Regions from separate parts of the Homo sapiens genome. Here all the other regions are linked to region 1. The links are chromatin contacts, found by Hi-C or POLR2A ChIA-PET in ENCODE. All regions are on one chromosome and are shown on one strand. Each heading gives the region's core, a stretch centred on a gene start or an enhancer-like site at or near the end of the contact. The rest is flanking DNA. Distances are from core to core; before and after follow the strand shown.

Region 1 (2,734 bases), core at 85-2,584:
CACTGCACTCCAGCCTGGGCAACAAGAGCAAAACTCCATCTCAAACAAACAAACAAACAAAAAAACAAAAAAAGAATTTTAAATTACTTGGGAAAATTATTGTACTACAAAATCAAACGAGAAAACTATCTCTGGTAACGACTGGCAGCCTCCAGGGAAGAGAACTAGAGTACTAACTGGATACAAATTATCAATTCATAAAAAATTAAAAATATGTGGAAAAAGATCAGAAGAAAGTGTGCTAAAATAGATTGCTTCTGAATGGATTAACAGTGTGGTTTCTGCCTGCTTCTTTATACTTAATTGTACCTTGCCAAATCATCTAAAATAAACATGCATTATTTGGCCGGTCACGGTGGCTCACACCTGTAATCCCAGCACTTTGGGAGGGCCAAGGCGGATGGATCACGAGGTCAGGAGTTCGAGACCACCCTGGCCAACATAGTGAAACCCCATTTCTACTAAAAATACAAAAATTAGCCGGGCGCGGTGGCGGGTGCCTGTAATCCCAGCTACTCCGGAGGCTGAAGCAGGAGAATTGCTTGAACCCAGGAGGCGGAGGTTGCAGTGAGCGAGATCGCACCACTGCACTCCAGCCTGAGTGACAGAGCTAGACTCCATCTCGCGGGCCGGGGGCGGTAAGGAATCAAGGTTTTACAAGAGCAGAAGATAGTAGAGATCACTGCATTTCTGTCAACTACATCCGTTCTGCCACCCGTGCCCTGCGTCCTGACAGAGCATACGCTCAGATGGTGTTTGCTGATTTGCCGAATGAATGAGATGGTCCCTTTCCCGCGGCTGCTCTGCCTGCCCAGAATGGTCCCCAGGTTTTCTCGCTTTTAACCAAGAAACTCAAGGCTTCTGCAACGAGACACAGCCCCCAGGACTGCTTCTCAACCAGTCTAGGCCTCCCTTCCTGTCTCCGCCAAAAGGCTTCAGGCTCCTCCCCACTCTGGAAGCTGCCCCAGCCCGCTTCAGGGCCCAGACCCTCAGTCCCGACGCCCACTAGCCTGCCAAGTTTCTTCCACCACACTACGCCGGCGGCCCTCGGTAGAGCCACCGCCCTTCTGCAGAGTAACGGCCCGCGCCCTCGGGACAATCCCTTTTCCAAAAATAACCCCCTCGGCACCTGCCCCCTTGGCAGCTGCTGCCCGGGCGGTACCTGTGCCGTAGACCAAGCAGCCGGAGAGGATCAAGAGTAGCCGCACTGTCCCACCGCCCCCGACTCCCGAGCCCCAGGGCCCGGGACCAACTGCCGGCGAGACCGCCACTTTCATTCCTCCCGCCATGGTTGCCTCAAGCCACCTCCTCCTCACGTGCCTTACCCCAGCAACTAACTCCGAACGGGCAACGACAGCAGCCTATCCTCTACGAAACCCGCCCCTATCAACCAATGGGATGGGCAGGGCTTCGAGCACCCAGCCCTCCAAGGGCCCTATGAGTCCCGCCCCTTAGCAACTGAAGAGAGAGGGCGGGAAAAGCAGCTTTCAGCCTATTGGAAAATGGGTTCTCACCCTAGCAGTGGCGACAGGAAGATCCCACCCCGCTAACAACATGCTTCCGTCTTCAGTTTATTTACAACTGGTGTGATTGATGGTAAGTTTAACCAATAGAAAATCGGAATGGGAGAGGCCTCCTTGACCAAACTCGGTATTTCCATAGAAGCTGTCTGAAGTTCCTTCCGTTTTCTTTCGGTTACTTTTTATCACGACCTTTCTGTTATGAGACGCCTACAATTGAGATCGCTTTATGAGTAGGACCCTGATAGGACGATTTTTAAAGTCGACTGACAAAAGTGTGGTTCTCCAAAGTCCTAAAGGATTTAAAATAGAAGTCACAAAAAAGTGTGTGTCAATATTTTATAAGCATAAACATTAGCTTTTAAAAATGTATTCATAGGATTTTTATTTTTGGAAGTAAAATTAATGTTAGGATTAAGAAAGATTCATTTATTCCTCTTATCATCTTGTGAGACAAATATAATTCTCTCCATTTAAGAAGCCAAAGCCAAGACAGCCACAGGAACCTGCCCAAGATTTCATAGTTCATCTGGTCTGTGATCCCAACCTAAATCCTACTGACTCCAAAGCCGGAGTTATTTATATGGATTAGCTGCTTCCCATTCAATGATTTAACACAGGGCCCAGCAGAGATCCAGGTGTTCAGAAACTGTTAGTAGAAATTGAAACTTTTTTTTTAAGAGGATCTGATGGTGATGGGTAGGAAAACTACAGATGATAGAGCCAAATGAATTGAGGAATTCAAGGAAGGGGGCATCTCCTGGGGAAGGTTCAAGCTTTCAAAACAAGAATTTTTTTTTTTAATGTTTTTAGAGACAGGGTCATTCTCTGACACCCAAGCTGGAGTGCAACAGCACCATCACAGCTCAGTGTAACCTTGAATTCCTGGACTTAAACCATCTTCCCACCTCAGCTTCCTAGATAGGTTGGGCTACAGGGATGCACCACCATGCCCAGCTATTTGTTTGTTTCATTGTTGTTGTTGTTGTTGTTGTTGTTATTGAGACAAGGTCTCCTTCTGTAACCCTTCTGGAATGCAGTGGTGTAACCACAGCTCACTGCAGCCTCGAACTCCCAGGATCAAATGATCCTCCCACTTCAATCTCCCAAGTAGCTGGGACTACAGGCATGAGCCACTATGTCTGGCTTAATTTTTTTTAATTACTTTTTGTAGAGACAATATCTTGCTATGTTGCCCAGGCTGACCTCAAACT
Region 2 (2,734 bases), core at 125-2,624, 930 kb before region 1:
CCCAGCTATTTTTTTTTTTTTTTTTTTTTTTTTTTTTTTTTGTATTTTTAGTAGTGACAGGGTTTCACCATGTTGGCCAGGCTGGTCTCGAACTCCTGACCTCAGGTGACCCACCTGCCTCGCCTCCCAAAGTGCTGGGAGGTGTGAGCCACCAAGCCCGGCCCTATTTTACCAATAATAACACTTCGAATCCTCCGAAGAGCCCTATGAGGTAGGTACCATTATCATTATTTTACAGATGAGGAACTGAGGCCCAGGAGAGATAACTAAACCTGCTGAGGGTCACTAACTAGGACCTGGTAGAACCAGGATTTAAATCTGAGTAGGCTGTCTGAACCCCATCCACTTGAGCACCCTCTGAGATAATTTAGCCCCTTCACCGGTACGAGATCTATGGCGGCCTCCAGAAATGGTTGCTAACTTACTATTATCGTTATTTCTGTCGTACAATTCATTTCTACCTTTCCAATAAACTTTCCCCAACCAGTGAACCTCACTTACTGCCCATAAAGTTCACCTGTGCCTCACCACCCTGCCATCGCCCGAGTTTTCTGCTCTGATCTAATCCTCACACGCCTGTGCAGCACCAGCTTCCAACACCAGGTGCACCGCCAGGGTATTTACTGATCCAGTGAGTGAAGGTGGGCCCGGCCGGGCTGGTTCCCATCCTCTGATCAACGCCTAGGGGAACCAGTGAACTCCAATGCTGACCATAAGAGTTTCAGAAAGTAGGGCTGGAAAGCCCAGCCCTCCGCTCAGAGACCTGTGAAGATCGAGGAGGATGGCGCATATGCTGCCGCAGGATGGAAACCTCGATCAGAGAAGGCTGGGGCAGGTGACTGGGCTTAATTGCAAATTTTAACATTTACTTCAGCAACCAGCTCATTAAAAACAAACTACTCTGAGGCCTCTTTTTTTTCTACCAAACCGCGAGAGGAAGCAAAAGAGAGTGCAGCGGTTCTCCCCGGGGCCGTTAAGTGCTTCCAGCTATCTGACCTCCACGCTGCCTGCTGCAGCCTCAATCTTTCCCCAGGTTCTGAGTTCTTTCAGCAGTAGGTCCAGGAAAACAGCCGCCCCGCCCCCTCCACCTCCCGAGACTAGGAGCCCGCCAGGGTTAAGTAGGAGGGATACCCTAGGGGCCCCGCAGGGTTTTTAGGGTTGGGGTGGATTGGAAATTGTTCATTGCCTTTCAGTTCCGGGACATAAAGCGCGCTGGAAGGACACTGAGTCACCAACCACCGCCATGGGCCGGAAGCCACCGCCCTCGCGTCAACTGCAATCTAGAGCGCGGCGCATCCCGTGAGCCCGCGGGGAACTACGACTCCCGGCATGCTCCGCGGCCACCGGAATTAACCCTTCAGGGCTGGGGGCCGCGCTATGCCCCGCCCCCTCCCCAGCCCCAGACACGGACCCCGCAGGGTGAGTTTTTGGGGGCTGAGGAGGGCCATTTTCTTTAAGATTTAGTGGGGGTGCGTGAGTGTGTGTGTGTGTGTGTGTGTCGTGTGTGTGTGATGTATTTTGTAAAAATGGGACAATTTGCAGTCATGAGATTCAGACGCTGTTTTGCGAATGGGAGACCCAGCATCAACCCCGGGGCCTAAGTGGAATCACTGCTATCTTCCTCAGAATGCTACCTAAATCCTTTCCTAATTTACCCCAGAACAAAAGTAGCCTGCAATCCCTCCCCACTCCCAAACGCCCCCCAACTTGGACTCTCTCCCAGCGCCCCTGGCAAGGTTTGTGACCTGGCCCCTGAGTCAGGATTTTTATTATACCCCTGGTTGTGGGGTGAATACTCATGGAGCCATAGGAGCGCCCACATCCTCTTGGATTAGGGAATTTAAGCCGTCTCCCAGAGCCTGCCCTTCTCCTCAGGTGCCACCAAAGGGTCCCCACAGGTTCAGCAAGCACCCTACCTTTTGTTTGTCTTGAATGACCGTGGGCTTGTGGAAGGTTTCTTCCATGGAAGAATGGGTAGCAGATGTTAAACCTGATCTTTGCCCCCACTCCTGCCCCTAAAACAACACTGGGCACAGGAGACAATGAGGGATGTCATACTCCTGTTTTTATGACTATTCTTCCTTTATACTGTGAATAGTTCCAGTTCTTGGCTGGGTGGGGGCTCAGGAACTACAAGTATTAGGGATCATTAGACTCTAAGGTTAACTACCCCTGCTCTTTACAAAGCCATGGTCAGAAGGGAGTGGAGGGGCTGGGCAGATGGGCTTCTTGTTTTTGTCATTGCTCCCAGACCACACTTTAACTTGTTCCAGTTCACACAAGCCTCCCTGGCTGCTACCCCTCACCCCACCCTTCAAGAAGACTAAAGCTGCTGGATCACCTGCTTTGCCTCACCACCCCCATCTCAGTGCCACTGGCAAGCATCCTATCCTCACCCTGGAGGTTAACTACCTCATTCTGGGCAGTCTCTGGCTTCCTCCCCTACCCCTAAAGGAAACATTGTTCTTTTCTGGTCAGCCTTTGGGGATAAGGGGACAGAGGGAAGAAGACCTTGGGGCAGGAGTCCTGAACCATAGGAGGCCAGGGGAGTGAGGGCAGGCGGTTATATCTCTCCTCTACCTCATCTTTGCCACAGCCAACTGGCTCCCTGCCCCTGCCCCCGCCCCTTGACATCCCAGACTCCCTGGCTATTTAAACAGAGATGGGTGCCCCCATCCGCACACTGTCCTTTGGCCACCGGACATCATGCCTCCCAAGAAGGATGTTCCCGTGA
Region 3 (2,734 bases), core at 124-2,623, 740 kb before region 1:
CTCCTGAGAAAGAATATGTCATTTACTCCTAGATCCTAGATTCTCCCTTTATCCCTCCAACCAGACCCAGCTGTCTCATCACTACAACTCCTCGGTACTGGCTATCTGCAAAGCAGCTTCCTTGGGTTAAGACCAGATAAAGACCTTCAACATCTTTCAACCCTCACAAAGGGGTACAGTTCTTACCCCGTGGCTCCCCACCCACAGCATCTCCTCGTGCAAGTCAAAGTGGGAGACGGAAACAGGTACACCCACTTCAGCCACCACGCTGTGCAATTCAGAGTAGACACCTTCCATTATGTGCACTGATTCCTGGACGGGAAGAGCCTCCAAGGCCACTCCCTCTGGGTCCAGCTCCACATTCTGTAGCAGACTTGGGTTCAGGTGGGCATCCAAGACAGGGTCCAGGGCAGAATGCATGGCTGGGGCATATTCTGCCAGTCCAGGGTCCAGACCCTCAAAGTTCATGATGACGATGGCAGCTTACACCTGTGTCACACCCTCCCTTACCACAGTCCCTTTAGATGCCTGACCCAACCTTCAGCAAGACAGCACCGATGGGCCTAGAATGGACATCCTGGCCTGTAAGGGGAAAGAGGTAGCTGAGTCAAGGGTAGGCCCAGGTACTGGTACTTAGGGTCTTCTAGGTTATGGGGGCAGGAGGGAGATGAGGCAGGCATGAGGGATGAGACTGCCAGCCAAAGGATGAAGCAGGCGGGGGAGGGATGGGCAGTGGGGGTGGAGGTGGTAGAACTGTTGTCCCTATCCCTCCTCCGCTAGGCCCTCTGTACTCTCCACCACCCCATTATCTAACCTAATCCTTGACTTCCCTTTCTTCTCACTTCGGACTGCTCACTTGCCTTGTTCAGCCCTGAATCATCAGGTGAAGGGAGCGAGAATTGCGGGGGTTGGAGTTAGGTAGAGGGATTTAAGGTGCTTTCTCCCAGAATTGGGGGTGAAAACGGGTGGATTGGACGGTGGGGAGAACGAGAAGTCAGTTTCCTAGAATCCTCTCCAATAGCTACCCAGGATTCTCTAGAGGAAAACAATAATGGCCAGTTACCCACAATTGGGGCGGGGGCAGGGGAAGGTGACGGAAACGGCTAGTTACCCAGAATTCTCTGGGGGAACCAGAAAAATCGGTTATCTAGAATTCTCCCACGGCAGCGGTGAGGAGGGGGATAGGGCAAGGGTCAGATGTGTTCCTGGGATGCTTACGGGGAATGGGTCATTACCAAGATTTCTCCATGGCGGATATTTTGGAGCGCGTGGAATTAGAACGAGTAGGGGGAGCGCAAGCGCTGTCAGCTCCGCGGGAAATTCCAGTTTCCCCAGTTCTCCCCCACGCCTAGGGCTCAACCTAACCACTACGGCGCCAAGGACCGGGGTCCGAGGCGCTTCTTCCAATCAAGAAGGGCTCGGGGCATATTTTAGCCAATCAGAAGGGCTCCGGGCGCATCTAAGCCAATCAGAAGGAGCCAGGTACGGCGACCCCAGGAGAGAGCGTGTGACGCACGCGCCGGAAAAAGAGGTTACGGGGCGCCGGTGGGACAAACGCAGCCAGACGCCGGACTTGTTGGGTGGCGTTAGAAAGTAACTCTGTTTTTAGTCTTCTTGAACAAAATTACGTCTAGGTTTGAAAACCAAACTTTTATGCTTTCTATAACTTTAGGAACTCTAAAATAAGGGACACACAAGGCAAAGCACTAGGAGTCGCTGTTGGGTATTCCCAGCGGGGCTTAGTCTACCTCCTCTTCCTGCGGTGCCCTAGTGAGCCACTCCGCCACCTCTGACCCTGTTGCCCCCAAAACTCGCTGGCATTTCCTATTATTTCCAGATATGGGAGAGAAAAAAAAGGAAGCGGGAGCCGGACTCCTGACACAGTCCAAGTGGCTGCATCTTCTACAGGCATCCATCTGAAACTCCCATCCGTGATTGTTCCCTCCCCAGAGACCCCGGTAACATTCCCGGGTAACAAGATGCCCCTGGTTATCAAATTCCCCTAGCTCTTGAGGCTGGCTGGACGTTATCCCTCAGAGGGGGATGAGCATGGCAAATTGGGACTTGTTATTCTGAAGGATTCGTGGGTCCTGTGAACTCTAATTACTTTGAAATGGGTCTAGGTTGTGAGATGTCTCAGAGCACTTTAGCTCAGCTGTTATTACTGTTTCTAAAGGCCACATAAAGGGACTCTGATGGGAGACATTCCTCATGGAGGATTCAATTCTATAACATTTCTCTCAATAAAGGCTGGTAAATAGACCTTCATTAAAGGAACCAAGAATTTAAATTTCTAGGACTCAGAGGGGTGGGGTCCTATACCCAGTCAGAGATCCTACCTAGAGCCTAGACCAAGAGAAAAACACAGATGGTCTCTCAAACTGATTTGATCTGACTTCGCAGGTCATTAGATATAGAATCTCCGAAAAAGGTGGATGCTGAGAGACATAGACAGTTCCTACACTTTAAGAAATCTCCATCTTGAGGTCTCAAATTGAGAAAGACTTAACAGACCCATGAGAGTTACAGATCCCTAATAACCTGGGCTAAATAATCCATGTCTGCCGGGCGCAGTGGCTCACGCCTGTAATCCCAGCACTTTGGGAGGCCGAGGTGGGCGGATCACCTGAGGTCGGGAGTTCGAGACCAACCTGACCAATATGGAGAAACCCCGTCTCCACTAAAAATACAAAATTAGCCGGGCCTGGTGACGGGAGCCTGTAATCCCAGCTAC
Region 4 (2,734 bases), core at 127-2,626, 720 kb before region 1:
CAACTTTGTGAGATCCTGAAACTTCACTTAAAATTGTTGCCTGTAATCCCAGCTACTCAAGAGGCTGAGGCAGGAGAATGGCTTGTACCCAGGAGGCAGGGGTTGCAGTAAGCAGAGATCACATCACTACACTCCAGCCTGGGTGACAAAGCAAGACTCTGTCTCAAAAGAACAACAAATTGGTTTTTGCCTGTCACCAAGCAGGCTGTCCCATGCATCTTTCTCCCCACTGTTCCCTGCTCACTGCCAGCTGGTGTCTATTTAGGAAACTGAAACTTATGCTTGTTGCAGCCTGAGCCTAACAGAACAGAATTCATGCATATTTGTGGTCTAAAAAGGTCACATGATTTTATTACAAAATAAAGAGAAATGCTTGGGGTGGGAGAGTCTTCTACTAACATGAATAACATCAGCTGCCTTTCTACCTCCAGCAGGAACAAGGGAAGGGAGGGATTGGGCAGGGGCTATTTTCATTTTAACTCTTTTAGTAGTGCTTGATTTTTAAAACTATGTATCTGTATTGCTTTTATGATACCAAAAAAAAGTTAAAAAAATGATCAGGTGGCCAGGCATGATGGCTCATGCCTGTAATCCCAGCACTTTGTGAGGCCCACAAGACGAGAGGATGGCTTGAGCCCAGGAGTTTGAGACCAAGCTTGAGCAACATAGTGAGATTCCATCTCCAAAAAAAAATTAATGATGAGGTCCCAATTCTTGAGGATTTAAGTGTCTGATATTAAAGGAGCAAGTCAGCAAAGATTCAAATATGAAAACAAAACAAAAAACCTGGTCTCCCCAAATGGATTGCAAACACTGAGGTTAAGGGCTGAAACAATTTTTTCTCATTATCTCTCATTCTTAGGCACATATTTTGCACTCAAGAAGCTTTTCTGAAATGAACTGAATTTTGTGTGTGACCTTAGGCAATCGTTTCATCTTTCAGTAGCTTATACTTTTTAACAAAACAAGGATAATAGATTTATCTATCTTTGTTTTTAGATTTATCTATCTTTGAACATCGTTTTTTGGTGAAGATAAAAAATAATGCAGAGCAGAGGGAAAAACGTCAGATACCGAACCAACATAACAATGCCAGATTCCGGGTCTCGGAAGCTGCAGGGCAGTTTTGGGAGAGGGGCATTAGGGTTAGGGAGATAGGCTGGACAGAAGAAGATCGAGGACCGAGCAGGCGACAGCTCCTATTTCAATCTGGGGACCGAAGCTACCCTCTCCAGGGGGTAACCCCTGGGGCCAGTCGCCCTTCCCTCGGAGGAACTCTCACTCTCACCCCCACCCCTACCCCAGCACACCCTCTCAGGGCCCGTACCTGATTAGGGTTGCAGTCCCCGCGCCCTCCAATGGCTCTGGTCGCGACTTCCCGTCCCTAGTATGAGCTCGGGTACTAGAACCTCGCGCCCCGCCTACAACTTCGGCTAACCCCCCTCGGACCCGCCCCCTTGTAGTTGGCAGCGGAAGTCCGGAGCGGCCCCCATTCCCAGCCGCCACCCCGACACTGGCTGCCATTCAGTCAAGCCCTTCCCAGACTGCGAGCTCACTGGCGCCGCCGCAACTCCGCCCCTCCGCAGGGCGGGACAAGCTGAGCCGAAACCACACCTGCAGCTTCAGCGATTGGTGGAGAAGTTCAAGTAGGCACTTTCTACGAGGGGAGGAGTCCAATTAGTGGACTAGCCCAAGACTGAAACAGCTGATTTTCGAGAACCCGCGCGTGAGCCCCGGAACCGAAACTAGCTTGAGGAGCCTGGAGACGCCAAGGGCTCCATGGGAAGGGGTGGGACCGGAATTTCGACGCCTTGGGATAGGAAGAGGAGGGCTGAGGTAATGAAAACAATTTTTTTTTATTTTTATTTTTTGAGACATGGTCTCGCTCTGTCACCCAGGCTGGAATGCAGCGGCGCGATCTCGGCTCGCTGCAGCCTCGACCTCCCAGGCTCAGGTGATTCTCCCGCCTCAGCCTCCCAGGTAGTTGGGACTACAAGCGTGCATAACTCCGCCAGGATAATTTTTTGTATTTATTGTAGAGACGGGGTTTCGCCATGTTGCCCAGGCTGATCTTGAACTCCTGACCTCAGGTGATCATCCCGCCTCAGCCTCTCACAGTGCTGGGATTACAGGCGTGAGCCACCGCACCTGGCTAATAGCTATTTATTGAAAGTACTGTGATAAGCATTTTAGATTCATTGTATCATTTTAAATTTACAGGGCAACTCATTGAGGTTAAAATCATTCTATCTCCTTTAGAAACTTCAAAACTGATCTTAGTTCAAGAAAGAAGTTACTATTCAGTGATCACCGAGGCTCTAACAAGTGGAGCCTAGATTCGAAACCAAACCCTGTGACTTCAACACCCAAACATTTACGTTCTTACGTTTTACTGTACAGCCTTCCTCCTGGATAAATCAGATTAAAATTTTGAAGACATGTATATAGCTTGTCAGGGTAGTACAGTTATTAATTCTGTGGTTACCACATTCTTTTATATCTCAAGACTCCCAGCCCCAGGATCTAAGTCATAGCTCTTGATTATGGCCCACCCCCAGTAGGGAGCTGAACTTACTACTTCTGATATGAAAGAAGCCAGAGTAGTTGTTTCTTCCAAGTCACTCACATCTGAGATGGCCCTCAAACCCTCCTTGGTGGTCTCCGGCTGAGAGATGTTTGCGTCTTTCTGATCTTGGTAATACTGGATCAACTGCTGAACCCCAGACCTTAATGC
Region 5 (2,734 bases), core at 138-2,637, 610 kb before region 1:
TGATAGAGTGACACTCCGTCTCAGAATATACATTTTAAAAATATATATCTAAAATCCTTTTTTGAGGGGTAGGAGGATGGAGGTGGGATGTATGTTGCTATTGCACTGGCCAGCAGAACCTTGAGAAGTGGACTGATTAAAAAAATGTAGGCCTGGCATAGTGGCTAACACCTGTAATCACAGCACTTTGGGAGGCAAAGGTGGGAGGATGGCTTGAGCCCGAGAATTCGAGAACAACTTGGTCAACAAAGCGAAACCCCCGTTTCTACAAAAAAGTTAACGGGGCATGGTGCGTGCACATGTGGTCCCAGCTACATGGGAGGCTGAAGCAGGAAGATCGCTTGTGCCTCGGAGATGAAGGTTGCAGTGAGCTGTGTTTGCGCCACTGTGCTGCATGCAGCCTGGGTGACAGAATGAGACCCTGTCTCAAAAAATAAAATAAAATGGAATGCAGATCGAAATGTTCAATATAGGCTGTCCATAATCTCCTACCTCATACCCTGAACCAAAATATTGCTACTCTTGGTTAAGTTCAGAAAACTGAATGCTGAGTTAAACCATCCGTTCCTAGCCTTGAACATACAAAACCAACATTAACAGTATTTATGTATTTACTATTAATTATAAACAACTGTGAATTACCCAATGGTTGCTATTTGCCAATATATATCTAGATTAATTATTATTATTTTTTGAGATGGAGTCTTGCTCTGTCACCAGGCTGGAGTGCAGTGGCAGAATCTCGGCTCACTGCAACCTCCCACTCCCTGGTTCAAGCGATTCTCCTGCCTCAGCCTCCCGGGTAGCTGGGATTACAGGCGCGCGCCACCACGCCCGGCTAATTTTTGTACTTTTGGTAGAGGCGGGGTTTCACCATATTGGCCAGGATGGTCTTGATCTCCTGACCTCGTGATCCGCCTGCCTCGGCCTCCCAAAGTGCTGAGATTGCAGGCGTGAGCCACCGCGCCCGGCCTAGATTATTCTCACTTAATTATTACTAAGGTCTGTATATAATTTCTATTTTATAAATTAGAACACTAAGGCTCAGAAAAGTGGAGTGAGTTGCCCAAACTCACACAGTGAAGCCGGGATCAAAGCTAATTACAGTACTGTCTAATTTTAAAATCTATACTTCTAAGCATCTGGCTACACTATATCTCTAAAAGTTTTACGTAGTTCAAATGTGAGCAGCGTTCGTCTACGCAGAAAAACTGAATAAGCAGCATTAACCGCGGGCAGAAACAGAACAGAAACCACTACCTTGGCGGCCGCCCGCCCCCGGGCGTCGCCTACGTCATAACACTGCGCGGCCGCCCCTCGCGCACCACGTGCTAGGGGAGCGGGCGGGCAGATGGCTGTGTCTGTAAGCGGGAGGCGTGCCCGGTTCATCCAAGGCGCAAGATGGCGCTGCTTTTTGCACGTTCTTTGCGCTTGTGCCGCTGGGGAGCCAAACGATTGGGAGTTGCCTCCACAGAGGCCCAGAGAGGTAGGATTATCTCTTTTTACTCTTTTACCTCCAGAATGGCTGCCGTCTATTATTCCCAGACCCCACTCCGAGAAGCAACTCCAACCCTCTCGGGTCTTTTCCTTCCCCACCTGCCTTGGTCTTAAGATTCCAAACCTGTGATACCATTTGGTTTCTTTAAATTCCGGGACTTACTCAATCCGAGTTTTTCAGCTCCGTGAGCTATCCGTAGTAAAGCGACCTCGCGACTCTCTTGCCCGCTTGGCATTCTGACTCTTCCCTAGTTGCTCGTGTATCATGGCTGCCTGCCTCATATCTGAATATATCACCAGCCCTAGGGTTCTAGCCCCTGTTATTATCCCGTCTTTTTGCTCTGCCCGCAGGCGTCAGTTTCAAACTGGAAGAAAAAACCGCCCACAGCAGCCTGGCACTCTTCAGAGATGATACGGGTGTCAAATATGGCTTGGTGGGATTGGAGCCCACCAAGGTGGCCTTGAATGTGGAGCGCTTCCGGGAGTGGGCAGTGGTGCTGGCAGACACAGCGGTCACCAGTGGCAGACACTACTGGGAAGTGACAGTGAAGCGCTCCCAGCAGTTCCGGATAGGAGTGGCAGATGTGGACATGTCCCGGGATAGCTGCATTGGTGTTGATGATCGTTCCTGGGTGTTCACCTATGCCCAGCGCAAGTGGTACACCATGTTGGCCAACGAGAAAGCCCCAGTTGAGGGTATTGGGCAGCCAGAGAAGGTGGGGCTGTTGCTGGAGTATGAGGCCCAGAAGCTGAGCCTGGTGGATGTGAGCCAGGTCTCTGTGGTTCACACGCTACAGACAGATTTCCGGGGTCCAGTGGTGCCTGCCTTTGCTCTCTGGGATGGGGAGCTGCTGACCCATTCAGGGCTTGAGGTGCCCGAGGGCCTCTAGTATGTCCATTACTGGAGTCCCTAATCACGCCTTTGGCCAGCCTCCTTTTGAAAGTGTCCGAAGCCTTTTTACTTTGCCTCAAGCAACCTCTAGCTCCCACAATTCAGTGTTGGGTCCTCTGTGCAATATCATGATCATCTTCCTCATCCCCTACCTTGTGAAAGCTAGGCATACAGCCAAACCCTCCTTTTCCCCACCCACCAACTACTGCCAATTTCCTAGGCTACCATGGGTGTATCTTCCTTGACCTGCTTCCTTCAGTCCCTCTGCCTCCCTTTGCCCAGGCCTTTCTCAGACTGTATTCCATCCTGGGGTCTTATCATTCAGCTTTGTTTGAATTTATTAAT

The links. Hi-C counts contacts between places; a loop is a spot of excess contacts on that map. ChIA-PET counts read pairs that join two places held with the same protein, here RNA polymerase II (POLR2A). Pooled maps may share reads with other maps.
Region 2: a loop to region 1 is called in a map of B cell, with 6 times the contacts of the local background. The contact joins the promoter of MYL6B here to the promoter of NEMP1 in region 1. A Hi-C loop is called at or near these places in 1 of 168 maps with a recorded cell type or tissue (B cell) and 8 of 50 pooled maps. POLR2A ChIA-PET finds 5 or more read pairs at or near these places in 2 of 52 experiments (activated T-cell and naive thymus-derived CD4-positive, alpha-beta T cell).
Region 3: a pooled map shows a loop between it and region 1 (5-fold over the local background). The contact joins the promoter of PAN2 here to the promoter of NEMP1 in region 1. A Hi-C loop is called at or near these places in 2 of 37 single-sample maps with no recorded cell type and 10 of 50 pooled maps.
Region 4: a loop to region 1 is called in a pooled map, with 8 times the contacts of the local background. The contact joins the promoter of STAT2 here to the promoter of NEMP1 in region 1. A Hi-C loop is called at or near these places in 1 of 168 maps with a recorded cell type or tissue (OCI-LY7), 3 of 37 single-sample maps with no recorded cell type and 10 of 50 pooled maps. POLR2A ChIA-PET finds 5 or more read pairs at or near these places in 2 of 52 experiments (GM10248 and activated CD4-positive, alpha-beta memory T cell).
Region 5: a pooled map shows a loop between it and region 1 (13-fold over the local background). The contact joins the promoter of SPRYD4 here to the promoter of NEMP1 in region 1. A Hi-C loop is called at or near these places in 2 of 37 single-sample maps with no recorded cell type and 8 of 50 pooled maps.

The regions. Positions count from the first base shown.
Region 1 is chr12:57,077,457-57,080,190 of GRCh38, forward strand. NEMP1 (nuclear envelope integral membrane protein 1) reads right to left here and starts at 1,335. Exons shown (of 9, transcript NM_001130963.2): 1 at 1,163-1,335. The coding sequence starts at 1,289. RefSeq lists enhancers at 890-1,139, 1,260-1,309.
Region 2 is chr12:56,151,213-56,153,946 of GRCh38, forward strand. MYL6B (myosin light chain 6B) reads left to right here and starts at 1,375. Exons shown (of 8, transcript NM_002475.5): 1 at 1,375-1,419; 2 at 2,661-2,734. The coding sequence starts at 2,707. It overlaps LOC124902942, which reads left to right and starts at 615. Exons shown (of 3, transcript XM_047429954.1): 1 at 615-835; 2 at 1,194-1,419; 3 at 2,597-2,685. The coding sequence starts at 782. The coding sequence ends at 2,631. All of the region lies in intron 2 of MYL6B-AS1 (MYL6B antisense RNA 1), which reads right to left. LOC124902943 (a long non-coding RNA gene) reads right to left here and starts at 2,661. Exons shown (of 2, transcript XR_007063328.1): 1 at 1,917-2,661. RefSeq lists an enhancer at 449-528.
Region 3 is chr12:56,332,627-56,335,360 of GRCh38, forward strand. PAN2 (poly(A) specific ribonuclease subunit PAN2) reads right to left here and starts at 1,374. Exons shown (of 26, transcript NM_014871.6): 1 at 1,236-1,374; 2 at 187-582. The coding sequence starts at 468. RefSeq lists enhancers at 1,210-1,379, 1,505-1,724, 1,642-1,811 and cis regulatory regions at 1,279-1,310, 1,295.
Region 4 is chr12:56,358,731-56,361,464 of GRCh38, forward strand. STAT2 (signal transducer and activator of transcription 2) reads right to left here and starts at 1,377. Exons shown (of 24, transcript NM_005419.4): 1 at 1,328-1,377. It overlaps APOF (apolipoprotein F), which reads right to left. Exons shown (of 2, transcript NM_001638.4): 2 at 1,838-2,734. The coding sequence ends at 2,495. RefSeq lists enhancers at 244-443, 275-444, 1,520-1,699, 1,770-1,859.
Region 5 is chr12:56,467,191-56,469,924 of GRCh38, forward strand. SPRYD4 (SPRY domain containing 4) reads left to right here and starts at 1,388. Exons shown (of 2, transcript NM_207344.4): 1 at 1,388-1,486; 2 at 1,849-2,734. The coding sequence starts at 1,402. The coding sequence ends at 2,387. RefSeq lists enhancers at 1,056-1,125, 1,136-1,315, 1,636-1,685, 2,106-2,235.